Linked DNA regions of Homo sapiens: region 1 is linked to region 2. Evidence: read pairs that join two places in POLR2A ChIA-PET (ENCODE). Cell type or tissue: CD4-positive, alpha-beta T cell. All regions are shown on one strand. Region 1 overlaps CBFA2T2 (CBFA2/RUNX1 partner transcriptional co-repressor 2). Region 2 holds the start of CBFA2T2 (CBFA2/RUNX1 partner transcriptional co-repressor 2).

Region 1 (2,500 bases), 110 kb before region 2:
TTTCATCAAAGTATCATTAAGAATACAGGTACAATGAAGGTGAGAACAAGTATATTATGTGTAACAAAGAATATATTAACATTTAAGAGACTGCACACAGATCTCGCCCCAGAACTTAACTGAGACAGATACAGTGGCTACAGCACCTTAAGCCAGGAAAGAGTTAATATAAAATTTTCATTACTCCCTCAATTTAAGACCATCTCTTAGCTGAAACAGAATATACAGTAAATATAAAAAGCTGTATGCAGCAAAAGATGAGATGAAAAGGTCAGTTTGGCAAAACAGCCAAATTCCAGACCAGCTAGAGATTTATATTCTTGAATAGTCAAAGGTAGGCTATTGTGGAAGAAAGAAAACTGGGCATGAAACTGTGACTGTGAATCCTGATTTTTCTGCCAATTTATCAGCTACTGTGGAACCCTGGACAAGTCATGCCAGAGCCTTGGTTTCTTCATTTGTAAAACAGAGGAAGGGAGGTGTTAAAAGGCAAATAAAGTAACAGATTAAAAAGTGCTGTAGGCCAGGCATGGTGGTTCACGTCTGTAATCCCAGCACTTTGGGAGGCTGAGGCAGGTGGATCGAGTCAGCTCAGAAGTACAAGACCAGCCTGGCCAACATGGCAAAACCTGATCTCTACAAAACATACAAAAATTTAGCTGGGAGTGGTGGCGTACACCTATAGTCCCAGCTCCTTGGGAGGATTGCCTGAGCCTGGGAGGCAGAGGTTGTAGTGAGCCGAGATTGTGCCACTGCACTTCAGCCTGGGTGACAGAGCAAGGCCCGCTCTCAAAAAAAATAAATTAAAAAAAAAATGAAAATTAAAAAACAAGTACCGTATAAGATTTTTAAGCTAGGCACAGTGGCTCATGCCTGTAATCCCAGCACTTTGGGAGGCCGAGGTGGGCGGATCACAAGGTCAAGAGATCGAGACCATCCTGGCCAACGTGGTGAAACCCCGTCTCTACTAAAAATAGAAAAATCAGCTGGGCATGGTGGTGTGCGCCTGTAGTCCCAGCTACTCAGGAGGCTGAGACTGGAGAATCACATGAACCCAGGAGGCAGAGGTTGCAGTGAGCCGGGATTGGGCCACTGCACTCCAGCCTGGGCAACAAAGTGAGACTCCGACTCAAAAAAAAAATTTTTTCAAGTGTAAGATATTATTAGACAGCTATCCACCAGAAATGCATTAAGAATCATTACAGCACTACGTGCTGAGGGTCTCTTCCAATGCTAATTATTTCAACATTTAAAGATATATTGTAATTGCCAAGTCTGTTGATAACCTTAATGCAAGTTAAAAACAGTAGCAACACAGCTGACCTGAAAATGTAAATAGGGAAAAAATGAAATATGGATTGTTGCTTCCCAGCTCCAGCAAATATTTATTTAGAATAATATAGTTATCTACTCCAACTGCACACCATCTGTTTCAGGTCTCCACCAGCTTAGTATTTCTCACATGAACAGAAAAGACTTAAATTAAATTTGATTAGCATCTTGCCTTTGTATGGAAGCCACCCCTACCACAATCAAAATCGACTGAATCCCAACCACTTAAAGGTGTGTCACATTACTGCCTGGGCCACACATACGCAGCCAAAGTCAGAGAACTCAGAGAATCTGAGACTGATGGAGAATCAGCTAACTTTAGTCTTCTTGGCCAAAAATAAACCTCACTTTTTTTTCGGGAGACAGGGAAAAACGCTATCAATTTCTCACACAGCTAGTTAATGGCTTTCCTACGATTCAAAAAGCCAGGTCTCTTGGGTTCCAGCATTTGATACATCTGTGCTAAATGTCTGCGGAACACAGAACCTTCTAGAGGAAATCTAGCAGTAGGCCGGGCTCGGTGGCTCACACCTGTAATCCCAGCACTTTGGGAGGCCGAGGCAGGAGGATCACGAGGTCAAGAGATCGAGACCATTCCGGCTAACACAGTGAAACCCTGTCTCTACTAAAAACATAAAAATTAGACAGGTGTGGTGGCAGACGCCTGTAGTCCCAGCTACTCGGGAGGCTGAGGCAAGAGAATTGCTCCAACCCAGGAGGCAGAGGTTGCAGTGAGCCGAGGTTGCGCCACTGCACTCCAGCCTGGGCAACAGAGTGAGACTCCGTCTCAAAAAAAAAGAAAAGAAAGAAATATAGCAGTAAATTCTGACAGTCCAGCTCTTAAATATGTCACAGTATGTCATGTCTCCCATCTCTATTGCTAGAATTTAGCCACTGTCATCTCTCACCTGGACTGCTTCATCTGCCTCCTAACTATTCTTTCTGCTTCTGCTTTTAACCCCTTCAGTCCATTCATCACGTAGTATCCAAAGTGCTGATTTAAAACCTAAAACAGATCTTCCCACAGACCTGAACTCTTCTAATGGCTTCCTATTGCTCTTACAATAAAACATAAACTTACCTTGGCTTGAATGCCATGATCTACTCAGCAGTTCTCAAAATATGGTCCTGGGACCGTTGGGGGCCCTGGAGACCCTTTGGGATATGT
Region 2 (2,500 bases):
GGAACACTAGATAAATACTGGAATGGCTAAATGGAAGTAAGAATAACAATTAGATCATGGAGCAGGACTAACAGACAACAAAACAAAATCTTAACACGGCTAGAGCCTAATTTCGGACTTTTCCGAGTGCGGTGCACACTGGATCAGATTAATAAAGGACGATTACAATAATGACAGTTTTCACAATTGTGTGTGTGCCACGGTCGGTGTCAAGCGTTTTACTGGCCTCACAAAACCCAAGAACCCTGGGGGAGGGAGGGAACCCGCTCCACATCCCCATTTTGCAGATGGGGGAACTGAGGCACCGGGAGAGCCAAGGTCACTACCTAAATGGGGAAGCCTGGATGTGAACCCAGGTAGCCAACTACTGAGCCTGCGCTCAAACAGGCCCTCCGAGGGGCCATTCTCATCTCCTCCAACCCTCAACATCGGGCGGGTGTAGTATTTCCCCAGGAGCCGGACTTCGTGGCCCCAGCGCTGGGACAACAAAATGATTCTTGCCCGCCGGCAAGTCCCATGGACGCCGGCCCGGCCTAAGTTCCGAGGCCGCGGGCCCCACAATTTCCCTCACACCGTGAGCCCCGAGCTCTTCGGGCGGCGCAGGAAGCGACGGGGTGGCCTCAGGAGCCCGGGAAGGCCCGCCCCGCTGCGTGACCTTGGATCCGCCGCCCCGCTTCGGGCCTCAGTTTCCACTCCCGGCCTCGCGCCCGGGGCACTCGGAATCACCGCGCCTGCGGAGCCGCAGGCCCTCACACGCCCCCCTCGGCCGCCCGCATTCACGCCCCACTTACGCTGGAAGGCGGCCGCTCCAGGGACGCCTACCATCGCCGAGCGCCGCCGCCGCGCGCCGCCCGCCTCTACCCGCGACACGGGTCCCTCGCAGGCGCCGCCCGCCTCGACCCGCGGCCCGGGTCCCTCGCAGGCGTCGCCGCGAGATCTGCAGCCGCCGAGCTAACCAGACACCACCACCGCTGCTGTCGCCGTCGCCGCCGCCGCCGCCGCCGTTAGGCCGCGCCCCGCCCCGCCCCCGGCTGGCCCCGCCCCGCCCGCCGGGCACGCCCCCGCCGCGCGCTCTCGCCGCCAGGCCAACGCACGCGGAAGCCCGGCCCCAAGACCAGCTCCCATTAAGCACCGCCCCCTAACCTGACCCGCCCCTTCCGCGGGAACCGACCGCCGAATCCCGGCGCAGCCTGCTTCTCAGACCTGCCCCCTCGGCGTCACGCGCGCCCGTCACGCGCACGGCCCACTTTCTAGCTCCAGACTTCCCGGTGTAGCCAGGGCAGTGGCCCAGGCTCGGGGGCCGAGTGCTAGGGGGAGGGATTACAACGAGTGGCAACGTCTCACCTGAGTTCTCCAGGTACAGGCCTGATGGCTTTTGCGCATGCCTTTGAGCGAGCCCCCTGGCTCAAAGTGTTTTTGGCCTGAAGTATTCTAAATGCCTAAAATTTCATCATCGTAATTTTAATAACTGTTGGCCGGGCGTGGTGGCCCACGCCTGTAATCCTAGTACTTTGGGAGGCCAAAGGAGAGTCACTTGAGCTCAGGAGTTTGAGACTAGCGTCTCTATTAAAAAAATAAATAAATAAAAATAAAAAATAGACCAGGCACGGTGGCTCAGGCCTATAATCCTAACACTTTGGGAGGCCGAGGAGGGTGGATTACCTGAGGTCAGAACTTCGAGGCTAGTCTGGCCAATGTGGCGAAACGCTGTCTCTACTAAAAATACAAAACTTAGAGCCGGGCGCAGTGGCTCAAGCCTGTAATCCTAGCACTTTGGGAGGCCGAGGCGGGAGGATCACGAGGTCAGGAGTTTGAAGACCAGTCTGGCCTATAAGGTGAAACCCTATCTCTACTAAAAAAATAAATAAATAAAAATACAAAAATTAGCCTGGTGCGGTGGCGCGTGCCTTTAGTCCCAGCTACTCGGGAGGCTGGGGCAGGAGAATCACTTGAATCCGGGAGGGGGAGGTTGCAGTGAGCCGAGATCGGAGCCATTGCACTCCAGCCTGAGCAAAAAGAGCAAAACTCCGTATCAAAAAAACAAAACAAGGCCAGGAGCTGTGGCTCACCCCTGTAATCCCAGCACTTTGGGACGCCGAAGCTGGCAGATCACAGCTCAGGATTTGGAGACCAGCCTGACCAACGTGGTGAAACCCCGTCTGTACTAAAAATACAAAAATTAGCTGGACTTGGTTTCACAAGCCTGTAATCCCAGCTAATCAGGAGGCTGAGACAGGAGAATTGCTTGAACCCCGGAGGCGGAGGTTGCACCGAGCCAAGATCACGACACTGCACTCCCACCTGGGTGACAGAGCGAGACTCCCTCTCAAAAAACAAAACAAAACAAAACAAAAAAATTAGCTGGGCGCGGTGGCGGGTGTCCATAATCCCAGCTACTCGGGAGGCTGAGGCAGGAGAGTCGCTTGAACCTGGGAGGCAGAGGTTGCAGTGAACCGAAATCGCGCCACTACACTCTAGCCTGGGCAACAGAGGGAAGCTC

Evidence for each region. ChIA-PET counts read pairs that join two places held together with the same protein. Peaks named below come from ENCODE experiments on the same cell type or tissue, not always from the same donor. Only the 100,000 strongest peaks of a DNase experiment are listed, where the experiment ranks them.
Region 1: POLR2A ChIA-PET joins it to region 2 with 10 read pairs; 9 of 35 experiments call an interaction of 5 or more read pairs at or near these places.

What each region holds. Positions count from the first base shown.
Region 1 is chr20:33,593,861-33,596,360 of GRCh38, reverse strand. All of the region lies in intron 1 of CBFA2T2 (CBFA2/RUNX1 partner transcriptional co-repressor 2), which reads right to left. Among named protein-coding and RNA genes, the nearest start is that of C20orf144, 67 kb to the left of the region's middle. In CD4-positive, alpha-beta T cell, no CTCF peak of the experiment used is centred here; no DNase peak of the experiment used is centred here.
Region 2 is chr20:33,488,593-33,491,092 of GRCh38, reverse strand. CBFA2T2 (CBFA2/RUNX1 partner transcriptional co-repressor 2) reads right to left here and starts at 997. Exons shown (of 11, transcript NM_001032999.3): 1 at 792-997. The coding sequence starts at 825. RefSeq lists silencers at 678-957, 968-1,187 and an enhancer at 1,282-1,830. In CD4-positive, alpha-beta T cell, no CTCF peak of the experiment used is centred here; a DNase peak (open chromatin) is centred at 1,172; H3K4me3 peaks cover 1,622 bases; H3K27ac peaks cover 1,041 bases.